2 separate regions of the Homo sapiens genome follow, and region 1 is linked to region 2. A link is a loop called in an ENCODE intact Hi-C map of the cell type or tissue named here. Cell type or tissue: K562. All regions are shown on one strand. Links, peaks and the distances in the headings refer to the core of each region. The heading gives the core; the rest is flanking DNA. Region 1 has its middle 13 kb from the start of EXO1. Region 2 overlaps WDR64 (WD repeat domain 64).

Region 1 (5,387 bases), core at 277-5,276, 140 kb before region 2:
CACTGGAGACCAGATCATCAGCTACAGAGGCTTGGGTCAAGAAATGTCTTAGTCACAGTGAACCCGCTGCATTCCACTGTGTATCTGTCTCCCTTAGGCATAAACTTAGGTTTTCCACGTCAAAATTCCTGTAAGGCAGTGTGAAATTCCGTAAATCCTTTTTGGCAAAAGCATTTCTGGGCTTGCGTAACTCAGATATAAGTCCCTTAATCTCATTGCCATTTTATCTTTATAAGCCAATCTTCAGTAACTCTGCAACTATTATAATGACTTTTTCAAACCTTCAGGTAACCTTCAGGTATGTGTAACTCATACTGGTGAAATGCTGCTATACAGCTTTCTAGAAATGATCAGAACTACTTAGAAATCTTGTTTTGGGTAGAAATTGTAGTTATATATAAAGCACCTTTATTCTTGAAAAGGGCACTGGCTCTATTCATCAAAAAATCCTCAGTTTAGGTGACCTTTTGAGAGTGAACGTGAGCAGAACGCAGACCATCTATGGCTTAGGTTTTCCTGGCACATTGCAGCCCCATTGAAAGATCTCGCTGTAGCAGTGGGAGTCCTCATGGACCACGGGTCCTGCCCACCTTTCTTTTTCTCCTGTGTATTTTTTGAAGGTCTGGCTCCTACTGATGCTAGGAATTACTTTGTCATCCTTAGGTAGTATTTTTGCTTAGACTAAAGGTCATGTCCTTCTTTCTCGAATTACCCACTTACTGCAAATTAAGATGCCTCCATGCCTCCTAAATCAATGTGTATCTTCTAATTATAATAGAAACACATTTTTTTGATAGTGACCACAGGAAAATACAGAAATGTATCAAGAAGAAAACAAAAATCTCCAGTAATCCTACTGTTATATCCAGAAATCACTACTATTAACATCTTCTGTATTTCCTGGCACTGTTTTTAATGCCTGTGTGTGTACGCATATTTAAAAAAACTTGGCTTTATAATAGACATAAATAAAATGTTGCATATTTTCTCATATGTCAGTATTTCCTGAGTGTTTTCCTGTGCAGTACATGTTCTTTGAACATGTCCTATTATATATTCCTTCATTATGAATGACTCATAATGATTTAACACTGCACCTATTATTGGGTGTTCGGCTTGTATTTATCTTTTATTGTTAATGGTAGGCATACTTATATCTTTATTTTCTTATCCAATAATCTACTTAGGATTAATTCCTTGAAGAGGAATTGCAGAGTTAAAAGCTTTGATTGTTTTTATCTTTAATGTTCTTGATATACACTAACAGATCGCCCTCCAGGAAGGTCTTGTCAATTTAAATACCGGCTCTTAGGCCTGCTTCTTTGAAAATTCTCCCAAAAATGAACGATATTTTTACTAATTTTTTTTTTTTTACTATATGATGGGTGAAAATGTTATTTACTCTTCTTTTCCATTTTGTTTCTTTGGATAATAAGAAGTTGAACATTGACTTTCTTGTGTTTTTTTTCTTATTTACATCTATTTTGTATGTTAATTCTTTATATTCTGTTCTTTTTTTTCTATTAGATTCTTAAGGCTTTTCTTTCTTTTCATTTTTGTTAGACCTCAGCTACAGAGGATTGAGTTAAATAATATCCTCTTTTCATGGAAATTATCAGCATCATTCCCTTTTATCCTGATTCCTGATTCCCATTTTCCTCTCCCGCTGCCCCACGACACACAAATGCAAGCTTCCAAGCTTCCTAGTGTGTTCAGTGAATACTCTTTCAGTTATACGAGTTCTTGTTAAGTGTGTGTTATTGTAAACATGCATTTTCAATTTATATAAATCAAATGGTACTGTGTATTACATTTAATTCTTCTTATTTTCATTTAGTGCTCAATAGCCACATGTGGTTAGTGGCTACCATATTGGACTGTGTAGATTTAGAACATATTCATTATTGCAGAAAGTTCCATTGGAGAAAACTATTCTAGATATTAGATGCAGATCAATTTTAGACCTTGAGATGTCTTCTCCTATTCTGTCATGTGTCTGCTAAATTTGCTGATTATTCCTGTATTGTATAGAAATCTCCAAGTTTGATGTAAATACATTTATTGTTTGCCTTATGATTTGTGCTTTGCAAATTTTGTTTAAGAAGTCTTTTCCCACCCTAGATCACCAGTATACTCTGTTATGTTACCTTCCATTAATTTTTATAGTTTCTTCCCTTTTACATTTAGGTTTTTGGTCTGTTGAAGTTCACCTTTGTTATTTGGTGTTAGGTAGAAATCTAGTTTTATTTTTTTCCATACGTGAATAAGTTTCACTAACATTGTCTGTTTTAAAATCTATGTCTTTTCTTCATTGATTAGTGGTGCTATTTTTATTATGTATAAGTTCCCATGAGTGTATGGATCTGTTTCTAAACTCTCTCTTCTGTTTCATTGGTCTAGTTATTTGTTCTTCACAATTCATACTTTTTATTATTGACATTGTTCTATGTCTTAGTATCTGACAGGACACGTCCTGTTTTTATACTCTTCTTTTTAAAGGGTTGACCTATCTATGGACATTTATTCTTCCAGATAAATTTTAGAATAAATTTATTTAGTTTATCTAAAAGAAAACTGGACGTTTGAATGAGATTTAATTGGATTTAGGTGAATTAAGTCTAACTCAAAAAACTTTGACATCTTGGAAAATTAAATCAGCCTGTTTTAAACCATATATTTATATAATCATCTGTGTCCTTTACTGGCATTTAGAAGCTTCCCCCACCCCAGAGATATTGTATATTCTGGTTCAGTTAGTCCCCATATATTTTATTGTTTTATTTCCGTAGATTGTATCTCCTTTTAAATTTTTCTAGTTGATTATTGCTGCTACAGAGAAATGCTATGGCTTTTGTAAGTTGATCTTATAAGTGGAAACCATGCAAAAGCTTATCCATTCTTATAGTTTGTTGATTTGTAAAAACTCTTAATTTATTAAAAGTGTTTTGCTATCTGTAGGTCATATTTATTAGAAGTGTTTTCCAGTTTGTTATTTGACTTAGAATTTTATTTATGATGTATTTTTACACTTCTAAGTTTTAAATTTATCAGGTAGCAAATTCTGTTAATGCTATTTTGTCATTTTTATCAATTAATTTATGCTATTTGTCAAAAGGAAGTGTATTTTCCTTTTTTTCTTCAGTACTAGCAATCTGTTTTATTGTTTCCCCAAAATATAGAGTTCTTCACGGAATGCCAAAGTAGACAGAAAGTGTGTAGCACTTTTGATCCACTAGAGGCCAACACTTGCTTGAAAGAAACTGGCATGCTTTCCTAAATCTCCTATTTTTTTCCTCTCTGAATGGGAAGAAACTGGCTGAAAAAAAGCCTTACAGAAAATAACTAATTTCTATTTAAATTAGATGTCTAGAAATGCTATAGAAAGAAGAATCTGGACAAAAAGAAAAGGCTATTTTCAAAGACAATAAGTTATATAAAGAGGATTCAAAGCAACAAAGCTGTTTTTAGTGGAAAAAAAATGAAAGCAGAAAATCCAAATAAAACAGTTTAAAATGTTTTAAAAATTTAACTTAGAAGAAAGAGAAAACTAAAATAGAAATAAAAAAGGTCCAGCTTCTACTCAAAATACACATTTAGTGTCATTAAATAAGAAGTAGGTGACAAGAGGCTGGGCGCGGTGGCTCACACCTGTAATCCCAACACTTTGGGTGGCCAAGGCAGATGGATCACAAGGTTAAGAGATCGAGACCATCCTGGCCAACATGGTGAAACCCTGTCTCCACTAAAAATACAAACAATTAGCAGGGCGTGGTGGCGGGCGCCTGTAGTCCCAGCTACTCGGGAGGCTGAGGCAGGAGAATCACTTGAACCTGGGAAGTGGAGGTTGCAGTGAGCCGAGATTGTGCCACTGCACTCCAGCCTGGGTGACAGAGCGAGACTCCATAAAAAAACAAACAAACAAACAAAAAGTAGGTGACAAGAAACAGCAGACAATAGTGGCTTTTTCTCCCTTTTCCTCTTTGCTCTGAAAAACCAGGAGATGGGGCTAACCTGCCTCCCATTCTGTAGGGTTCCTGCACAGATAACTGGGTGAAAAACAATTCCCAAACTGAAAAAAATCCATTGTTTTAATTCCAGTGAGGTGATCTGTAGGAAATAACCACGCTGGCTTACAAGCAGACATTGAAAGGTGGTTCTTCTCTGAGGCTTATTCTTAAAATCATGTTTATCACTCAAAAGCAGACATATCTACAGAGGGAGGGATGAAGAGGAGGGAAAGAAGGAAGGAGGGAAGGAGGAAGGGTGGGCCAATACCAAGACTGCAATTCTCTTATCTATGAAAACATAAAGAATTGCGAAAAACGGTTCTTTACATATAGACAGAGGTGCTTATAATTTAGAGCTGGAAAAAAATGATCAAGATTAAATGACAGCCCACATGCAAAACACTATAAAAAGCAAGGTACTATTATTATTATTACAAAGGTGCATCTGCCAGCGGGGATCTTGGCTTCTGGGTGCCCTTTCATAAGTAGGGCAGCTACGTCATATCATATATGAAAGCCTATGCTATACAAAGAAGTTATTTTTACATCAATCGAAATAAATGCATAAAAGATTTACGTTTGCATTGAAGACAAGGTAAAATTTTTAAAAATCAATGGGAACGCATCTTAGACATGCCAAGTTATATTATAAAGAACTTCCAAATGAATATGTTTTCTGCTGGCTTTTGATTTAATACCTATAAAAACTGAGTACATACAGTAGGAAGGGCACATTTACAAGGATGGACTGAAAAATACCATATGTTATTTCACAAAGTTTCGTTAACTTTTAATGAATTAAATTTATTTTCATTTATAAGAAGTATGTGCACAAGATAGAAAATGCACACACAGCTAAGGGGTTTCATTGGAAAGCACTCTGCTCTCCTAAACCCATTCCCATTCCCTCATCTACCAGTGTCACCATCCACAGTTAATTGTCATTGCCACTTTCTTACCATCGGTATGTCTGAATTTTTTTTTTTTTTTACAGAAATGCTAGTATGCCATACAAATTGTTCCACATCTTGCCTTAAAATGCCACACCATCACCAATAACCACTTAACATAATATGGTTTGCTCTTCATCTCAGGTCAGTTAGGTCAGAAGGAGGTATGCTTTATTCTAAGTTACACAGTATTCCACCAGATGAATGTATCATCGTTGATTTGTCTAGTCTCCTACTGAAAGACATTTAGATTATTTTCAGCCCTTGGCTATAAAAAACAATAATCCAGTGATTTTCTGTGTACTTCTATTTTCTTTGTGGAAATATGATTTAGGAATGGAAACCTAGAAGAGAAATTGATGGGTCAAAGGTATGAGTGTTTTTTTGTTTGTTTGCCTGTTTTTGTTTGTTTTTTTGTAGTCAGCTATTT
Region 2 (5,387 bases), core at 332-5,331:
TCTCTTTCCTGCCACCAAGTGAAGAAGGACGTGTTTGCTTCCCCTTCCACCACGATGGTATGTTTCCTGAACCCTTTGCAGCCCTGCAGAACTGTGAGTCAATTAAACCTCTTTCCTTTATAAATTACCCAGTCTTGGGTATGTCCTTGTAGCAGCGGGAGAATGGACTAATACAGCATGAAAAGGGTATCTAACCTATCTTGGAAGAAAGGTGCTGAGGAGTGGTCAGGAAAATTCCCTGGAGTAGGTACCATCTGATCCTTAAAGATTTCTGGAGGTTGGGGGACAGAAAGAAGAGGAAGAATGGGGAGGGTATTTCAGGCTCAAAATATGTACAAAGTTCCAGCATGGGGGTTTCAAGGAAGCAGCAAGCAGTTCAGATTTACAGGAAGCTAAGTACAAGGCAGTGAAGGGCACTGAAGGGGATGAGGTGAGGAGTATGCTGGGCGCCAGATCATGGAAGTGCTGTGGGGAGGGGACAGAGAACTGTGAAAAGTATTGAGATGTTTGGATGTCATCTTCAGGAGAATACCCTGGAAGATTAATGAACAATCGTTTTGACAGGGATAATATTGAGGCAAGAGGGCAGTTGGAGATAAGGGCCAGGAGAGTGAAAGGAATAGAGATAAAGAAGACAGGACAGATGCCATGAGTGGTTATGAGGCAATATGGACAAATTTGGTGATTACTGGTTTGTGGGAATCAAGGAAGAAAAGAGAATCATGTGAGGTGACAGGTTTCCAGCTAGAGTGATGGATGGACCATAGTGCCACCAAGCAAAATACAAAATGCTATAGAAGGTATATATTTTAAAGTGGGGGAAGTTAAGCTCAGATATGATCATATGAGTCTGAGGGACTATGAGATATCCAAGTGCAGATATTGAGCAAGAAGAAGTCCCAAATTCAAGATAGCTTGGGTTTCATTAGTACATAGGTATCAGTGTATTGAAGAATACAACTATCACCCAAGAAGAGGATAGAATGTAAGAAGAAAAGTTGGCTAAGGACCTGATGCTAGAGAATGCCACCATTAAGAGAAGGCATGAAAAGAAGAATCACAAGAAAAAAGAACCAACAGTAAGATACTGGGAGACAACTCTGGCTTCCCAGAAACCAGGCGAATAGTTTCAGGGTGGGTGAGATCAGTAAGGCTGAATGTCCTGAGGCTTTCTGATTCCACAGAGTAGATAGGGAAGAAGCTACATTAGAGAGAATTATGGAGGGAATGAATAACATCAAGGAACTGGAGGCAGTGAATGCAGAGTACTCTTCTCGGAAGTTAAAATAAGAAGGAAAGAAAATGTATAGTGTGATTGTTAGGAGGAAAATGTAGGTCAAAGGAAGGGTTACTCATATCGACAGAGACTTGAGCATTATAGTTTGAAAATAAGAGTTTTAAGCTGGGCATGGTGGCTCCTGCCTGTAGTTCCAGCTAGCCTGTTCGACGCTGGGGGAGTGAGCTATGATTGCACCACTGCACTCCAGTCAGGGTGACACAGTGAGACCCTGTGTCTAAAAATAGAGAAAGAAAATAAGGAGACAGTGGAAGAGCTGAGACAGCAAGATCCTGGAGAAGATGGAAGGAGTTGAGCATAAGGTCACCAATGGAAGGTTTGATACTTTAACCTCTGAAACAAAAAGAAAAGAAGAATAGGTACGGCCAGAGATAATTTTGAAAGGTATGATGTGTTGAAGAATTCCCCTTGAGGCTCCAGGTTTTTCATCATGTAGGAGGACAGGATATCAGTGAAGAGTGAAAGGGGCAGAAGTCTGGAATAGTCACTGGAGAAAATGAGACAGGAAGTAGAGCAAAGGCATGTAAAGGGATTAGGAGTCTAGGCTAAGGGCTCTGCTAACAGAAGGGTTGGGGTTCTGCAATCAGATGCAGTGAGCAGATAGGGTGTAAGGCCAAGAAAATGCTGGTGAGATATTATCTCAGATGAATAACCTGGGGTCTAGGTCAATAGGAAGGGAAGAAAGTAGAGGAGAGGGCTGACAAAATTTGAGATAATGAAGAGATCAAGGTGTCAGAGGCATTTGAACCAGAGCAAATCCATCTTGAATAGGGGCTGGGTAAAATAAGGCTGAGTCCTGCTGGGCTACATTTACAGAAGCTTAGGCATTCTTAGTCACAGGATGAGATAGAAGGTCAACACAAGATACAGGTCCCAAAGACCTTGCTCATAAAACAGGTTGCAGTAAAGAAGCCGGCCAAATCCCACCAAACCCAAGATGGCCATGAGAGTGACCTCTGGTCATCCTCACTGCTCATTATACGCAAATTATAATGCAGTAGCAGGCTAAGAGACACTCCCACCAGTGCCATGACGGTTTGCAAACACCAGGACAATGTCAGGAAGTTACCCTCTATGGTCTAAAAAAGGGAGAAACCCTCAGTTCCAGGAATTGCTCACCCCTCTCCCAGAAAACTCAGAAATAATCCACCCTTTGTTTACCATATAATTAAGGAGTAACTATACGTGTATTCAGTCAAGCAGCCCATGTCACTGCCTGGCTTATGGAGTAGCCATTCTTTTATTCCTTTACTTTCTTAATAAATTTGCTTTGACTTTACTCTATGGACTCGCCCCCAAATTCTTTTTTGCGTGAGGTCCAAGAACCTTTTTTGGGGGTCAGGATCAGGATCCCTTTCCAATAACAAAGATATCTGAGACTTCAGTGAGGTCATTGAGTAGCTGTAGTGGGAGTTAGAGTGTTCAAGAGCTGATAAGATAAAAGAGGAGGTCAGAGAAAGGAACTTTCTCTGAAGAGAACTTTTTCTGAAAGAAAAAAATCCAGGTGCTGTAAGTTAGGGTCTTATCAGTGTTATTCAGACTAATGCTTTTTTTTTTTTTTTTTTTTTTTTTTTTGATACTGGGTCTCATTCCATTCCACAGGCTGGAGTACAGTGGTGTGCTCATCACTCACTGCAGCCTCGACCTCCCAGGCTAAAGTGATCCTCCCATCTCAGCCTCCCAAGTAGCTGGGACCACAGGCGCATGCCACCATACCTGGCTAATTTTTAACTTATTTGTAGCGACAGGATCTCCCTATGTTGCCCAGGCTGGTCTTGAACTCCTGGGCTCGAGTGATTCTCCCACCTTGGCCTCCCAAAGTGCTGGGATTACAGGCTTAGCCACTATGTCTGGTCTCAGAATAATGCCTTGATTTCTATTTTATAATCTTAGCATTGGCAATAGGCAATTAAATGCACCAGTATAAAGATACTCTTTAAGAAAGTAGAAATAAGCCACTTCATCCCTCCAAATGCAGACTTGGTATGTTTATTGTGGCTGTTATAACATTTCTCGTTGATGAAATCACTGCCAAGTTTATTTTTATAGTCCTCTAAGTAAGATTTCTTGTTCTTATCTTTTTAGGCTTGCTGAGAACTATCGTTTATTACTCCCTTTTCTTAACTTCTACTGTGCCTATAATTCTAAACCATTCAACTGATCTTTGATATATCGTGCTTTGCATTGATAATTATCATCCCATGTAATGATGTGCTGGTAAATGTGTAATATTCAGCTGCAGCCAGGGAAAGCAGGGTGGGTCGACTGATTTTTAGAGTTTGCTGTTTTCCATGCTATAAATATGGTAGCATGGCTGCTTCCAAATTACCAATGTGACATCTCTAAACATGGAGTTAGGAAAAAAAACATATAGTTGTGCGCCATTGTACTGTGTAGTATTTTCTGAGGATATTTTTTTAAAAACCCTCAAGAACACAGACAATGGTAAATTGTAATAAATAAAAAAGAAGTGACGTATTTTGAGTATTTACTGCCTTTGTTCTTTATATAATTGAACTACTAGCTTATATAATTCAATTTTGAATGATGTCAGTGATTGTTTGTTTGTTTGTTTGATTGTTTTTGGCTTAGGTTTGACATCCCAAGATGACAATGTTTAACAACAGGCTTGCCTAATTCCTGAAATTTTAACAATCAACTCTCATAAGCTAATATGAACTGACTTCAACATACCACTGACTTTATGTCTGTATGTTTTATCTTACCACTTAAATTTTAAGCATGTAGAGGCAGGGGTCGTGGCTTAGATATATTTGTATTGTCCATAGTGCTTATCCCATAGTGACTTACTAAATATTTGTTGGATAACAGATATATTTCTGGACTAAAAGCTATATATGACCTGTATAAGTTTCTGGTTGCTACATTAGTTGCTGTAATCACCCTGGTAAATGTGCTGGAAATGTTTGCCCTGGTAAAATGGAGGCTATAGATTTGTGTATCTTGGAAATGAACATGTTTTCTCTGGATGTTGAAGTAGAATATGTCTTCTGTAGGACTACAAGGGCATATCAATCTGCATACGTTTTCACAGTGTTCCTTTATGGTTATGAATGTATCACGAATTGCCAGCATAGTATATAATCAAATTGGATATAAACTTGCATCTATTTCTTAATTAAATGTTTCAGAAATGCACTCCTTTAAAATGCAAGAGTATAATCACTAGCAGTTAATTATATTACAGAAACTAAATGAAACTATGCAATTAATTATGCCATATAAATGATATTTGTGGAATCCAATCTGGTGTCAAGAAATGAAACTGTTTTTAATGTGCTGTGAAGGGTTTTTAATTTGTCTTTCAGTGCAATATGTTATACAGCAAAATAAACATTTCGTCCTTTCTAAATGAGTGAAAAAAAAGTATCTTTCATGAAGTCTACAATTTTCAAGAAAATCACATCTTAGAAAAAGTCACATCTTAGAGATGTGATATGCTGTTCTTCCATTAAATTTCTAATTCTGTTATTTCATTGCTTAAATTTAAAACCTCAGAATTTAAAGGAATTCTAAGTCTGTATATGCAGAGGCTATTTTTTGTGACTCTTTTTTTTTTGTATGAATTTCATTTAAACAGCTCAAGAGCACCTAAAGGACATCATGCATTTTGTTAGGGGGACAGGCTACTCACCATTTTTCCTAGTACTACTTTTAGTTGTTCTCTAAATGTAAAGGTGGGGAAGGAGACCAAGTTCTATAGCTAACAATCAATCTCCTTTCGACTCACCCATTTTTTAGATTAAAAAGCTGAAATTCAGAAAAATTTATTAGGGTTTTGAAAATAAATTTTTAAGAATGGAATTAAATCACCAGAGAAGGGTTATATGTTTTAACCAATCTTTTTTTTAGATAGGTTTATGCTCATCCTTAAGGCTAAATCCGAATAATATGGCTGTTGTTGTTGCAACAAGTCAGATTCTTGTTTGTAGCTCAGCACATTTTTAAACTAGATTTTATTTTTCAGAACAGTTTTAGATTCACAGCAGAACTGAGGGGAAGGCACAGAGATTTCCCACATACTCCCTGTCCCCACACATGCACAGTCTCTCCCGAAATCAAAATCCCA

Evidence for each region. Hi-C counts contacts between places; a loop is a spot of excess contacts. Peaks named below come from ENCODE experiments on the same cell type or tissue, not always from the same donor. Only the 100,000 strongest peaks of a DNase experiment are listed, where the experiment ranks them.
Region 1: it touches region 2 in a loop (4-fold over the local background); 6 of 110 quality-filtered maps call a loop at or near these places.

Annotation. Positions count from the first base shown.
Region 1 is chr1:241,832,807-241,838,193 of GRCh38, reverse strand. It overlaps the pseudogene RPL6P3. Among named protein-coding and RNA genes, the nearest start is that of EXO1, 13 kb to the left of the region's middle. In K562, for the core only: CTCF peaks have their summits at 3,233 and 3,998; DNase peaks (open chromatin) are centred at 3,233 and 4,243.
Region 2 is chr1:241,693,599-241,698,985 of GRCh38, reverse strand. All of the region lies in intron 8 of WDR64 (WD repeat domain 64), which reads right to left. All of the region lies in intron 1 of LOC124904603 (a long non-coding RNA gene), which reads left to right. Among named protein-coding and RNA genes, the nearest start is that of WDR64, 44 kb to the right of the region's middle. In K562, for the core only: no CTCF peak of the experiment used is centred there; DNase peaks (open chromatin) are centred at 595, 1,865 and 2,775.